Linked DNA regions of Homo sapiens: all the other regions are linked to region 1. A link is a loop called in an ENCODE intact Hi-C map of the cell type or tissue named here. Cell type or tissue: dorsolateral prefrontal cortex. All regions are shown on one strand.

Region 1 (5,000 bases):
TCAGGTATATCTTTATAGTAATGTGAGAGTGGACTAATACAGTGGAGTTAGCAGTATTGTTAGCAGTGGCGGCAAGCTTTGCTTAAAATGGAAGACCGTACAGTGCTATCTGTTAGTATTTTGTGCTAAAGGGAAAAACAAGCCTAGTGACTGTACTAGGGAAAATGAAACGTATTCAGTTTACCTCCACAAACGTGTATGTGAAATTGATTCAGCTCAATTTTCAAAATATGTTTGTCTTAGACCCTGTACATTGGCAATACAAATACAAAGATCTGGCTCTTGTCCTCAAGGATCTTACAGCCTTCAGTAGAAATAGCCAACTGTAGTAGATGAGAGACTGAATATACACATAGACAGTGGCCAGACCGTATATAAAAATACAACTCTGACCCCAAATCTGCAGCAACTACCTCAGAAAATCAACCCATTATATACAGTAACCAGCCCAGGAAGCCATCTGCTGCCTTTAAAAGCCAGACTTACAGGAAGTCAGGCTACTATCTCTAGCAACTGGTCTAAGAAGCCAAACAATAACCCTTCTAGTAGTCGGCCCCAAATGAACAGGACTTGATTAATAACTGACACCTTCCCTAATTTTTGTGCCTGCTTCCAATTTAAGACCAACCACAGAAAGCCAACTATGGCCCTAACCAATCAGATAGGCTTCAATGCTCCTAGTTGGCCACCGTGGGCTTCCCCAGGCCAACAGCCTCCAATCAGGGCACACCTGAAGCCATCCCTTGTGTGCTCTGTAAAGTTCTCCCACTCCCCTGCCTGCCTTTGAGTCCCTGCCAAACAAAAGTGATGGTGGCCAACTCCCTTGATGGAGCAAGCTCTGAATAAGTAGCCTTTGCCTTTCTTGTGTGGGTTGTGTTCATTTATTTCTACATAGAGAAGGCAGAATAAAAGAAGTGCTAAAAACACCTACAAATTTCATACTGTGTGGGAACAAAGGGAAGAGTAATTCCTTCTGTCCCAGGAGGCTGGGAAGGCAACCTTGCAGCAAGTTGCTGAAAAACACCATGGTGCATTCCTAAAGAGCCTCCTTTTAAATTCTGATACACTAGTGCTAAAATAACTTGTGGACTGTTTTTCAGAAGGGAGACATGTTGTCCCACCTCCAAAGGGAGAAATTAGTCCTCTGAGGCCGCCGATGCTAAGGCTGCTGGTGGCTAAGGTTAGCCTCCCGCCAGCTCAGGGTTCTAAGAAAGACTTGCATCACTGACTCTGGCAGGGCTCACGTATACTTCAGGATTTCTCTGCTGGACATGAGCATAATTGTCCATAAATACATGAGAAAGGCTATGTATTTTCATTGCTATTGGCTAAATAGGCTGTTGAGATATTTATGGGCTTTCGGCCCAATTTTCTCCCTTTATCCACCTCCTTCAAGCAGATAGACCCGAGATTCTTTGCCCCCAGGAAGGCTTGAGGCTGCCTGACTTGATTCTAAACCCACTGAGGAGATAAGGCTGTAGGTCCCTGAGAGGCACTTCAATGATGAGGTGTCCTGCTTGGAGATCTGATACCGCAGAGGGGCAGGAGGGAGAGGTACGTGAATCAAGAGCAGGAAGTCTGAGGGTCTTAGAGGAGAGGGAGTCTTGGTCATGGCTTCCTGGAAGCACATGGAGATGCTGACGGACCCAGGGGAGAATCCAAGAATCCAAAGGCCGTCCAGCTCATTTAGGGAGATGGAGTCTCATGGCAGCAATGGGGCCCAGCTGGGGCCATGCAGGGGGAAGAGGATGTCTCAGCAATTAGCAAACTGATGCGAGTCCAGGGGGCATGTCACAGACCTGCAGCAGTGCACACAGACCTCCATAACCGTGCGAGAGCTTCAGGGAGACATCCGGAAACTCTGAAAGTCATTGAGGTTAGATTTTCTACCAGCCTGGTATTATTAGCACTGGGATCAGAAATCAAATTAATTTATATAAATAAAGAGATGTGCTGTTTCCTGAGTTTGTGAACTATGATTCATGTATGAACTTGATGCTTATGAAGTTAACAAAAAAGGGTCATAGAATAAATTAATACAAATGATCTCACGTGTGTATGCATAATTTCAGGGTGGGCTGTATGTACGGAAACACTCATGGTGTGGGGAGGCTGGAGGACCAAGTAGGGGAGATAGATGAATTATCTGGCCGCCCACTAGATGGCGTTAAGGAGCATGTTGTTTTACCTCTGTGGGCAGATTTCTTTGCCCTTCCTCTCTCTTTTCCTTACTACAGATTTTGCAGCGATTCTTTATGTCAGTATTCTATGTTTGTGAATTAGTAAGAACTTAGACTCCCTTAGGAAAATGCATTGAGTAGGAGTTGAAAGCTGAGTAGAAATGATGAGGAGGTTGGGAAATATTAAATCTTTCGTATATAAATTCTTGGTGCTGTTTATATTTCTGGCTTTAGAAAAAAGAGAGCTAGAACATATTTCTTTTCAGGGAGAAATGTTTTTAAACAAGCAATATTTGGGAGAACACATAACCAACATCTACAAATTACAAAAATGTGATTTGATCAGAAATATTTACAGGATTTCTAACAGAAAAACTAACTGGTCTTGATTTGTGGCTTAGAGAGGCAGCCTGCAGCTTCATAGCCTCCTATGGTTCCTGCTCTCCTGCCGCTGGCTTTGGCAAAGAGAGTCTCTTTGGTGGCAGCAGTCGGGGGAGAATGGAGGAGGGGGGATGATTCTGGCCATTGTTGGTACTGGATTCTGGGAGCAGGGCATGGCAGAGGCCAGTACTCTTGGAAGGAGGCTATTGATGGATGGCAGTCAGTTCCTAGAGCGCTGTGCAATTACAGTGTAACACCAGCCTGTGGCAGGCTCCTGGAGAGGAAGCCAACTGCCTCCCTTCTGGCCAAAAACCAGCTTCTGAGATATGGGTGCTCAGGTGGGAAGGAGACCTGGGCCCCTGGCAGGACGATGCTTCACAGTAAAGAACGAAGGCTGGAGGCCGATTCCGTGGTTTAGTTCCAGCATAAGGTGTACCTGGGTGCAGAGGGCTTGCCCCAGCCCGGGCACCAGAGATGACAGATCTGCTTGGCAACAAGGGAATCCTGGGAGGGAGGCGGAGTAGACAGAATTGCCCCCCAAAGATGTCCGCATTCTAATTCCTGGAGCCTGTGGATATGTTTCATTACATGGCAAAAGGGATTTTACAGATGCGATTGACATTACTATTAATAGTCGGTTGGCATGAAGATAGCGAGATTGTCCTGGGTCATGGGGGGTTGGAGGATACCAATGTGGTCACATGAGCCCTTCAAGCAGAGAATCCTAGGAGAGGGCAATAGGATACTCAAGTATGAGGCTGATACCACGTGCCAGTGCTGGTTTAAAGAGAGAGGGGGTAATGTGCCCAGGAATGCAGGTGACCTTAGGCAGCTGACAGAGGCTCCTGAAAATGGGCACCTCAGTCCTACAGCTGGGAGACACTGAATTCTGCCAATAACCTCAATAAGCTTAGAAGCAGGTTCTCCCAGAGTCTCCAGAGAAGAGCCCACGCAGGCCAACACCTTAATTTTGGCCTTGCAAGACCCAGAGCAGAGAAATAGCTGAGCCCACTCAGAATTCTGACCTACAGAGCTGAGAACTAATATCTTTCTGTTATTTTAAGCCACTGAGATTGTTGTTGTTTGTTCTAGCAGCAAGAGGAGAGGAATATAGGACTGGAGGCTGGGGGTGGGGAGACTGGGGCCAGGGCCTGAGGTCATACCTAATTCCAGGTTGTTCTTCATGGTGGGGGAGAAGGTGAGGGTGACATGAGTTGGGGGGTAGGGATATCAGTAGGCTCAGTGCCAGAGGGGAGACACCAGAAAAGAGCAGGAGAGGACAGTAACTCAAGATGGTGGAACTCTTTGCTGGCTTAGAACTTCCTCTAGCTCACTGCTCTGATCCTGGTGGGTGGCAGGATCATAATGGTAGCATTTTATGGAAATAGCATTTGCTATAGTTTGGATGTTTGGATCAAACCTCATGTTGAAGTTTGATCCCCAATGTTGGAGGTGGCGCCTTGTGAGATGTGTCTGGTTATGGAGGTGGATCCCTTATGAATCAATGAATGCCTTCCTTTAAGGGTGAGTGAGCGTTCCCTTTTAGGCCCATGAGAATCAGTTGTTAAAATGAGCCTGACACCTCCCTCTGCTGTCTCTTGCTTCCTCTCTCACCCTGTGATCTCTGCACATGTGGCCTCCCCTTCACCTTCCATTATAAGTGGAAGCAGCCTGAGGCCCTTGCCAGAAGCAGACGCTGGTGCCATGCTTCCTGTACAGCCTGCAGAGCCATGAGCCAACCTCTTTATAAGTTACTTAGCCTCAGATATTACTTTATAACAACACAGACTAAGACAGCATTTGTCCTTGATGGCAAAGCAATCAGCTCCACTTTTGGTCTTTCTTCATTCTTAGGCTTATTTGTTCCAGGTGTAAATCTCTTAAAATTAGCTAACACTCTTCCAGGAAATCACATTGTGAAACAAACATCAGGTGGAGAAGAAGGGTTCATTTGGCCAACATGTACTTTCTTTGATACAGCATTTTGGAAAATGGGAGATGTCTCTTCTACATTGCTTGCAAAAACCGTGCTGGGAAACCATCAGAAAAATAAATTTTCCCAAGAACAGAGCATTAAGGTTTATATTGTTTTTTACCTGAAAGCCTAAAACCAGCTTCCATTTATTTCTTGTGAATATGTCACTTTGAAATATTTAAGATCGAAAGGTTTGGCTTGTTTTTGTAGTGGCCGCTGGATGGAAAACCGACTAAAGCATGTTAAGACTGACTGGGGATGCAATGTGCCAAATTGCAAATACAGCTATCTCTACTTTCTGAGTGACTGTTTATAATACAACTGGAATTGCAGGTTCTTCTACCTCAGAGGTTGAATAAATGACTGTGTTCCCCAAGCAATTCTTGTGTCTTTTTTTCAGCCATTTCTGCACAGAATGACGGTTGTGACCTCCCAAGAGCTAATGTGTTAATTACTATGGGAAA
Region 2 (5,000 bases), 100 kb after region 1:
AGAAAAAAGAAAAAAGAGGCATTAAAATTTAAGAAGGGGAAATAAAAGGGGCATAGAAAAGGAGAGACAAATACAAATTTAAGAATAAGATAATAGAAACAAATTTCAGTATATTATTTATCTCAAAAATAGTAAATAAGCTGAATTTACATACCTTAAAAGAGATTGTCAGAAAAACAGATTTTGGGGAAAAACACAAAGAGATCTAGTGAAATGACATTTCTAAGAAATATTTCTTATAAGAACAGAAATGTTGAAAGAGGATGGAAAAATATATACCTGTCAAATACAATTAAAAAGAAAGTTGTGACAGTCATATTACTATCAAACAAAAGTAGACATTAAGGCAAGAAGCATTATTGAGGAATGAGAGGATCGCTTTTTAATAATAAAGATTCAATTTACTGGGAAGATTTAATATTTCAAATGTGTATGCACCTAATAAAATATCTTCAAAATATATAAAGCAAAAATTGTTAGATCTAAATTGAAGAACTATCTGACAAACCCACCACCAGTGTGGGAGATTCCAACACATCTCTGTCAGTTATTGATATGTCAAACAGACTGAAAAATGGTAAAGAAAATTTGCATAACACAATTACCATGCTTGATTTATTGAACATATGTAAAATTCTGCCCCAATATGCATTCTTCACAGGCACACATGGAATGTTTACTGAAATTGACCATATAGTAGGCCATAGGCAGCTATCAATTACTTTCAAAGAACTGGTAATATTCAGACCACATTCTCTTGCCACAATGCAATTAGGTTAGAAATCAATAGCAAGAAGATTAAATTGAAAAATTCCCTATATATTTAGAAATTAAACCACATGTCTAAATAGCCCAATGGATCAAAGATGAAATCATAATGCAAATGAAAAAGATGATCCATAGTTGGAAATCATCCAATCCAGTGTTGTATGCCCTTGACCCAGAGGGCCAGGTGGGAGGGGCCATGGTGAGGGCCTGACAAGGGCTCTGGGAAGATTCTTAGAAAGATTGATCCTCAAGCAATTAAGGCAAAAGCATCCAAATCCCTGACCTGTGGAGATTTCATTTTTCTTTATTGATCTGTCAAATGGTCTAAATTCTCTCACTCAGGTTGCTTCTTCTATAATTAAGGATAAAAATATTCCTGTGTTGCATTGCAGAGTGTCAGGAAAATAGTCACTTGAGCAGACCTTGCAAATGTTGGCTGGACGCCCTCACCTGCCTTTAGGGATGCCTCCGGGGGTATATAATTCCTAAGTAGACACCCATGGTTTCGTATATGGCTACTAACATGTAGGCAGGGCCTCTGGATACCCCAGGGGAAGACCTTTGATGCCTGAAGGCAGCTGGCTGCAGTTTAATCGCCAGGTAGTTCATCTCAGCCATACACTGAACTGTGGGCTTACACCCGGGATGCCTTTGAATTGGAGAGCTACAGGAAGTGACTGTGCCCTGGGCTTCTCTTATTCCCTTTCCAAGCTTCCATTCATCCACTTTCAACCCACATTCATATTCCTGCCTTAACGGCAAGTTGCAAGGAATGAGAGGCATATCTGTGCCAAGCACTGTGCAAACCTGCAAGTCCAGTGTGCACCTGTCATTTTTCACCCTCACTTTTTAGCATATCAACCTGGAGAAACTCGATGCGGCTTTCTGCATTCTAAGGCCCATAGTGCCAAGGTAGGACCCATCACTCCAAATTATTTTTTAACTTATTAAAATTAGAACCTAAGTCTAGATGATAATCTAATTCCTTCCTCCTAATTAATATCATTAATTGAACTGATTAATCCTAAATGATTAATCCTGACATGATAATGGAAACAAAGTCAAACCTCCTATTTCCTAAATACAAATGACTAAATGTAGCACAATGCTGTGTGAGCCAAAATTCGGATTATTTCAGTCTCTTCTGGAGGATGTCTCAATACAAACTCCTTAAACTTAGAGTTGGACCAGCTCATGTTGTCACAAATAAAAAGCACTGCCTGGCTTTCTCATTTGAAGTTTGAAGTACAACTTAATTTCCAAGAAACTTAGATAGCATCACGTGCCTCTGACAAGCAGTTACTAGCCGGTATTTACTCCTCAATACGGAATAAATTTAACAGCAAACGAATTACATCTAAAACCAAATCTTGTAACTGAATTAAGGTAAATATGCTCTTTCTATACAACTAACATAAAGTTTAAATAGGCAGAGAAAAGAGGCATCTTTACTTCTTAAAAGGCAATTTTCAAAAATGAATTGAAGAGTAATACATCTGAATAATAATGTCAACAAAAAGAACAACTATCCCAGCACTTTGGGAGGCCAAGGCTGGTGGATCAAATGAGCCAGGAGTTTGAGACCAGCCTGGCCACAAAGGTAAAACCCCGTCTCTACTAAAAATACAAAAATTAGCTGAATGTGGTGGCTCATGCCTGTAATCTCAGCTACATGGAAGGCTGAGGCATGATAATAACTTGAACCTGGGAGGAGGAGGTTGTAGTGAGCCAAGATCACGCCACTGCACTCCAGCCTGAGCGACAGAGCAAGACTCTGTCTCAAAAAAAAAAAAAACACAAAAAACACAAAAAACAGCTATAGCACCCTCCATGAGCAAATGGAAACATAACGTTGCTGTGTCTCATCCAAGCAATATCTAGGTTCTAGAATAGGGAGGAGGAAGAACAGAGATACATTACTTGAGGCAAGAAAATTATCCAAATGGTGTCTCTTCCTTCCTACCCAGACAAAACTGGTATTATTTCCCTATCTATTTTTCCACTTGCTCCCGGCCAATACTATAATTAAAAGACCTCCCTCCAAGGATTTCAAAGTACTTTAGAGACATGGTCTAATTAATCCTCAGTACATCCTGGTAATGTCCGCAAGCTCCAGGCCCTGCCTCTGCCCATCAGAACCCATTGAGGTGCATGCGGCCACACTTCTTGAGTGGCTTATGGGAAGTGACAGCAGCTGTCTTACCCAGCCTCTCTTTCCAGAAGCCGTGAAAATAGCCTCTCTTTCCAGAAGCTGTGAAAATGGCCTCTCTTGGGTGCCAGGGTCAGTGTTTGCCAGCTGAAGGGCCAAAAAGCCATCAATCAGCTCTGATATGCATAATCTGCATATTCATTCTTCTGAATATTCATTCTTCCGCATAATGCTCTGTTGCCTTAATTAGGGCTGCAGCCTGCGGATAGGTAGAGGCATGTTTTGGAGTCTTTCAGCCAATTTATCTTTTTAAATGAATCTTTTTTGGCCTTAGATGTTGGTCTGTTCCTATGATCACTTAGTTGCCCTTCTTGGCCTCTTCTCTGGGTTTATTTTTTGTGAGGTGGTACACAGCCTTTCTGCACTGGCTGTATTGTTGATTACACTCCCTTTTCCAGAGTTCCATTTTCTATGCAACCCTCATCCAGAAAGCGTAAAATGTCTCTTTTAGTCATTTCAACCCCAACAACACGTCGAGTTAATGGCTTTCAGCAGCACTGTTTACTACAACTCTAGATTTGCTTTCTATATAGAAAAGCTGGAGCTCACCCTAGAACCCCCAGAGTGCTGTCTGCTTGTAATTTCTCCTAAATACTCTTTATTTTCCCATCTGCCACTTTTTCCTCCCCCATATGATTGTGTGAGGTTTGTGAAGGTGATAAAACACTGGGACATTCCTGAAGCATTGCAGAGCCAGGGCTTCTCAAAACCCTAAAGAATGTTTTAAAATGTATTATTTATTATACCATCTGAGAGTCACATAGCACTTTGATATACTCAATATGATCTTAAAATAATGTTGTGAAGAAGGAAGCTCAGAATGCTTCAATATTGTTTCAAGATCACAGAGGACAAATGCAGATTTTCTTTGTACGTTATCAATTTTCTTTTCACTCTTTTTTGTCAATATCCATTCTCTTTCCATCACCACTTGTGATTCATTTGACGATTATTTACTGTATGTCTTTTTTTTTGGTGTCAGACACTGTGCCAGGGCCTAGTATTTGCACAAAAATATATATTTTTGGCCCCCGCCACAGAAAATATTTTTGTATGGGAAAGGGTCATCATGCAAAGGGTTAATGCAATACTGTGTGATGGAGACCTGAATTAGATGTTATGTACAGGTTGAGGGAATTCTTGGATTGGAAATAGAATGATAAGGAGAGAAAGAAAGAGTGTATGCAAACACGTAGAAATATGAATGCAGATGCAGAGTCTGAGGAATTCTAAGTTGTTCAGTTTTCCAGGGCTGGATTGGAAAGCAGCAGAGACAAAGGTGGGGAGACCACTGGGGCTGACATCCTAGAAAGCCTTGTGCATCATCCCAGGGAGTTTGGACTTTGGTCCTCAAGGCAGCAGGATGTCATTGAAATCCTGTATACAGCAAAGTCACATGATCAGATCCGTTGATTTTATCAAGCTCCCTCTGGGTCTTCTTTGAACCTCTCAAATTGGCACAGATGAAGGAAGACGAATATGCTTCATGTTGGGAAAGAGTGCACCGATGTGGAAATTCTCACAGAATGGTAGCAGAAAAATAAAGTGAAAAATGCTTGCTGGAAAGAAATTTGGCAATGTGTGTTAAGAGACTTGAAAGGGTTTATTCTTTTAACTCAATAGTTCTGTTGCTGCAGATATATTTTAGGAAAACGATCTTAAATAAAAAGAATATTCCAGGGCAAAGTTATTGTTTGGGCAACTACTTTTTATTAATAAGCCACTAGAAACAATCTAAAATGTCCAACAATGAAGTAATAGTTAAGAATACAATGCACTCATAAGTTTATAATGAAGCTGGTGAAAAGTTTTAAATACAGTAATGTCCAGCAATTGCACAATGTTTTTGCTACCCAAGATCCATTTACACTTATCCTGGTGAAAGAGCTGTGCTTTCTGTCTGGATCCAGGATTGGAACATGATGTCCTGGTTAAGCCATCTACCCTGCTCTCAGGGACTGGTTCAGGGGGGATCGTGCAACCTGAGCCAATTTAATCATAATGAATCTCAATAATTATTCTG
Region 3 (5,000 bases), 270 kb after region 1:
GAACTCATGGAGCTAAATTGATTTCGGTTTCCTTCTGAGGCTGACTCAGGATTGGGGGACACAGAAAAGGATGGATTACAGTGACAGTGAGAGTGTTATTGTTTTCTACCTAAGGTCTCACCCTGGAGGTTGTCTTCCTGGAGATTTTAAAAACTAGACTCCTGAAATATACTTTAGTCCTTTTAGGTTGCCCATGTAGAAAAAATTGAATGCCACTCATATGAGAAAAGCAAAGGTGATTTATTCAGCGCTTGCCATAGCAAAGGAGTTGGCCACCATCACTTTCATTTGGCAGAGACTCAAAGGTAGGCAGAGGAGGGAGAGAGCTTTACAGTGGGCAAAAGGGATGGCTTCACGTGTGCCCCTTATTGGAAGCTGTTGGCCAGGGGAAGCCCAGGGTGGCCAATTTGGAGCACGGAAGCCTGTCTGATTGGTTGGGGCCATAGTTGGCTTTCTCTGGTTAGTCCTAAATTAGAAGCAGTCACAAAAATTAGGGAGGCTGTCAGTTACTGTGATGGTTAATTTTATATGTCAACTTGACTGGGCTAAGAGGTGCCCAGATAGCTTGTAATCAATTATTTCTGGGTGTGTCTGTGAGGGTTTTTCTGGAAGAGATTAGCATTTGAATGAGATGACTGAGTAAAGAAGATTACCCTCACCCACGTGGGCATCATCTGATTCCTTGACAGCCCAAATAGAACAAAAGGGCACAGGAAGTTCTCTCTTCTGGGACATCCATCTTTTCCTGCCCTTAAACATCAGAGCTTCTGGTTCTCAGGCCTTTGGACTCCAGGACTTACTCCAGCAGTTGGCAGGTGGGGCAGGCTCCCGTGGTTCTTAGGCCTTCAGCTTTGGACTGAATTATACAACCACTACAACCAGCTTTCCTGGTTCCCCAGGTTGCAGATGGCATATCTTGGGACTACTCAGCCTGCATAATCTGCATAATGGCATGAGTCAATTTCCATAATAAATTTCCACATATATATGTATGTATGTACAGGCATACATGTATATGTAATATATATGTAATATATATGTATACATGTATATGTGATATATATGTATACATATATATGTGATATATATGTATACATATATATGTGATATATATGTATACATATATATGTGATATATATGTATACATATATATGTGATATATAGGTAATATATATGTAATATATATGTAATATATGTGTAATATATATGTAATATATGTGTAATATATAGGTAATATATGTAATATATGTGTATACATATATGTTATATATGTGTATACATATATGTAATATATATGTGTATATATATGTATAAACACACATCTTATTGGTCTTGTTTCTTTGGAGAATCCTGACTAATACAATTATTAATTAAGTCCTGAACATTTTGGGTCTTTTGTTACAGAAGTTATTGTTTAGCTTCCTGGGTTACCACTAGAGATAGCAGACTGGCTTCCTGCGAGTCTGGCTTTAGCAGGCTGTCTTCCTGGGCTGTTTGTCATACATAATGGGCTTGGTTTCCTAAGCAGGCTGCTACAGATTTAGGGTGATAGTTCTATTCTTATTATATGGTCCAGGCACTGTGCATTTGTACATTCAGTCTTTCATTTGTTTCTTCATTTTTATGATGATTTTATTTTAAATAGACCCTTTCCTTCCTTCCTTACAGAGGACAGCTGGCTGGCTTCCTTCACTTTCATATTAATAAGCCTCAATCCTTGCTGATCATAAACCCGCACCTGAGGATGAGTGCCAGGAAATGCAATGCCTTCTTCCCTCCTGGGTTGCCTCTTTCAGAGATTTGGGGGTAAAACTTGTGTCTGCATTATTGCCCTGCGGAAAGTCTTAATCCCATCAGTCCTCAAAATCTTTTTCACTGTTTCTGTTTTTCCCAGGGGCAGTGGCATCCTCATGCAAGCTGGTCTACTGGTGGCTGCCCCTGTGACCTGCTTCTGAATGGCCAGGCAGGAAAAGTCTCCCACTGTGTTGCATTTAAAGAAAAGAAAAAGATGAATTAAGTAAAAAGCTCTGCAAACAACTGAGTGTAATTATTGGATATGTATAAACTTATGCATATTTTCCTTTTTTTAATTATACTTTAAGTTCTAGGGCACATGTGCACAACGTGCAGGTTAGTTACATATGTATACATGTGCCATGTTGGTGTGCTGCACCCATTAACTCGTCATTTAACATTCGGTATATCTCCTAATGCTATCCCTCCCCCCTCCCCCCACCCCACAACAGGCCCTGGTATGTGATGTTCCCCTTCCTGTGTCCATGTGTTCTCATTGTTCAATTCCCACCTATGAGTGAGAACATGCGGTGTTTGGTTTTTTGTCCTTGCGATAGTTTGCTGAGAATGATGGTTTCCAGCTTCATCCATGTCCCTACAAAGGACATGAACTCACCATTTTTTATTTGAATCTGTTGATTTATTGCTTTTTAAATAAAAAATGGATCTGTCCAAAAGGTGAAAATAAAGTATTTTATATTTCTTTCTTATTTCAGCTGGTTTAGCCTAAGGACAGAAAACCCCCAGCCCGTTTAGTATTCTAGGCATTTAAAAGACCCTCAAGTATCAGCTCTTTGGAAGCCCAGTGTCTTTAAATTTGCAAAATAGACAGGGCAAGATTCCATGTTTCTAACTCCCTGGGACTCATTTCAGGAGTTTGATTAACTCTTTGGTTTGTCTCAGCAAAGGGAGGCTGAAGTGTCCGCTTAGAAGAAGAGGTAGGGGGCATTCAGATGAGGGCTGTTGTCTGCCAAGATCAAAGCAGCGCTGCACATGCTAAAGAGTCTAATTCACAGACCCTCGGTGCTTAGTTGTAGCACCAACTTGAAGCCTATTTGGTCAGAAGTGGCCACTCGAGCCGTCTTAGGGCTAGGCAAGGGCTTCTTTGTTTCAGAAAGCACTTGCCACTGGGAGAAGAGAATGTGAAGTGAGGGAGCCCTCTTTTGGAGGAGGAAGGCTAAGGAGGAAAGTGAGGGAGAGTGGGAAAGACCACAGGACAAGAAGATCTAAGCCAAGGGAGCCTTGTTTGCCTTTACTGGCAGGTAGGTACTCACGAACAAGCCAGCCTGCATTTCTGAACTCACATCGTGGCAAAAGCAACAAACACTTTTAAGACAAAAGATAAAGGGTAAACTACTTATGGGAAACACTTTTCCAAAAATACCTAGATTCTAGGTGGCAGGGTTAGAATTGTTCTCTTGTCGTTTGGCTAACATAAGGGACTCCCAAGACACGAGCAGAGAGGGTGGAGATGGTTATGTGTCAGTTGGAGCGAGGTGGGAGCAGGAACCTCCTATTTAGGGCACAAATCTTTACACAGGGATGACATTTGAAAGATTTGGTCATGGACCTGGGTCCACTTCCTTTGCTTTTCAGAAAAGGTCCCAAGATTAGCAGCAAAAGTAATCCAGGTGAAAATAATCCATGAATTTGAACACTTTGTTGGGTGTAGTAGGGAGATTCTGACAGGTGCCTGATGACCCTATGTCCTGGTACCCACACCTTTGCTTAATCTCCTCCCTTCAAGTGGGGATTCACTTTTAATGTGACTCACTTTTAATGAACAGAATACAGCAGAAGTGCTGGGATGTCATTTCTGGATGATGTTGTGCAAGACTGTGACTTCTATCTGGGACACACTCCTTTTCAAATCCTCACTTGCCCACTCTGGTGAAGCCACTGCCACATCGCCAGCTGCCCTACAGAGAGGCCACGTGGCAAGATGCTGAGGGCAGCTTCTGGCTGATAGCTGTAAGGAACAGAGGGTCTCAGCCCAACAGCTTGCAAAGAACTGAATTCTGGCAACAACCTTGTGAGTGAGTGTGGAAGTGGCTCCTATTGAGCCTTGAGATGGCTACAATCTACTGTCACTGTGATTCAGTAAATGCAAGTCCTAAACCATGCCCAGCTTCCTGAATTTCAGGATATGTGAGATGAAAGTGTTGTTGCTTAGGAGTATTTGTTCCACAGCAATAAATAACTAATACACTAAGGTATTATTATTTTACTGTACCTTCTCTGCTTTGTGCACCTATTTGTCTGCTGAGTCCTATAAAGATTTATTCTTCAAAGTTTTCATTTCTTCCCTCCTTTCCGGTTTTATAGACACAGTCTATTCCAAGAAAAGCTTTAAACTTCCTGGGAAATTATAGGGAAATAAATTAGATGTCCTGACGTCTGCAGAATGTCCTCTAGACAGTGTCCTCATTATGCTGCCCTTGGTTCTTCCAGTTCATCAAATCTCATTTAGCTGTGCACCAATTAGACTGCCTTTGGCTGGAAGTGACATAAAGCTGAAAAATAGTGGATTATATAAGCCAATAGCTTATTTTTCTCACACAACAAAAAGTCTGGAGTTGAGTTGTCAAGGATGTTATTCTGTCTGAGTTGATAAACTTTGTTAAAGGTCAGAGAGTATTTTAGGCTTTGTGGGCTGTACCATCTCTGCTGCAATTACTAAATTCTGCCTTTAGGGCACAAAAGCAGCACAGATCATATGTAAACAAATGACTGCGTACCAATAAAACTTTATTTATGGACAATGAAATACAAATTTCATGTTATTTTTATGTCATAAAATATTATACATTTTAAAAATTTCCTGTAACCATTAAAACATGTAAAAGCTATTCCTTTTGTAGGCTGTATAAAAACAGGCAAGCTGGATTTGCTGGCCTTTGTATTAGCTTCCTTCCACCTTCCTACATTCTCATTTTCAGTGCATGGCTTGGTCTTCATGGGCACATTGTGACTGCTGCTGCTCCATTCACTGTGTTGGCATTTCAGGCAAAGAGAAAGGGGAGGGTGAAAGAAAAAGGAGTGTCGCCTAGATCAGATCAACAAAAGCCTTCCAGAAAACTTCAGCTTATGTCTCAATAGGCAGAACTATGTTAACGTTTTTAGCTGGGCTTATAGCAAACCTGATCAAATTTGGGGTTCTATTAGTAAGAATAGAAAGAATGGATATTGGATAACATCATTCAGAT

Evidence for each region. Hi-C counts contacts between places; a loop is a spot of excess contacts. Peaks named below come from ENCODE experiments on the same cell type or tissue, not always from the same donor. Only the 100,000 strongest peaks of a DNase experiment are listed, where the experiment ranks them.
Region 2: a loop joins it to region 1, with 2.5 times the contacts of the local background. A loop is called at or near these places in 4 of 110 quality-filtered maps.
Region 3: a loop joins it to region 1, with 6 times the contacts of the local background. A loop is called at or near these places in 14 of 110 quality-filtered maps.

The regions. Positions count from the first base shown.
Region 1 is chr13:100,719,945-100,724,944 of GRCh38, forward strand. The region is part of intron 1 of NALCN-AS1 (NALCN antisense RNA 1); the gene reads left to right. Among named protein-coding and RNA genes, the nearest start is that of NALCN-AS1, 14 kb to the left of the region's middle. In dorsolateral prefrontal cortex, CTCF peaks have their summits at 2,158 (motif pointing right) and 2,360; a DNase peak (open chromatin) is centred at 2,137; H3K27ac peaks cover 798 bases.
Region 2 is chr13:100,820,167-100,825,166 of GRCh38, forward strand. All of the region lies in intron 2 of NALCN-AS1 (NALCN antisense RNA 1), which reads left to right. Among named protein-coding and RNA genes, the nearest start is that of NALCN-AS1, 110 kb to the left of the region's middle. In dorsolateral prefrontal cortex, no CTCF peak of the experiment used is centred here; no DNase peak of the experiment used is centred here.
Region 3 is chr13:100,985,293-100,990,292 of GRCh38, forward strand. The region is part of intron 2 of NALCN-AS1 (NALCN antisense RNA 1); the gene reads left to right. Among named protein-coding and RNA genes, the nearest start is that of LINC00411, 43 kb to the left of the region's middle. In dorsolateral prefrontal cortex, a CTCF peak has its summit at 2,956; no DNase peak of the experiment used is centred here; H3K4me3 peaks cover 373 bases.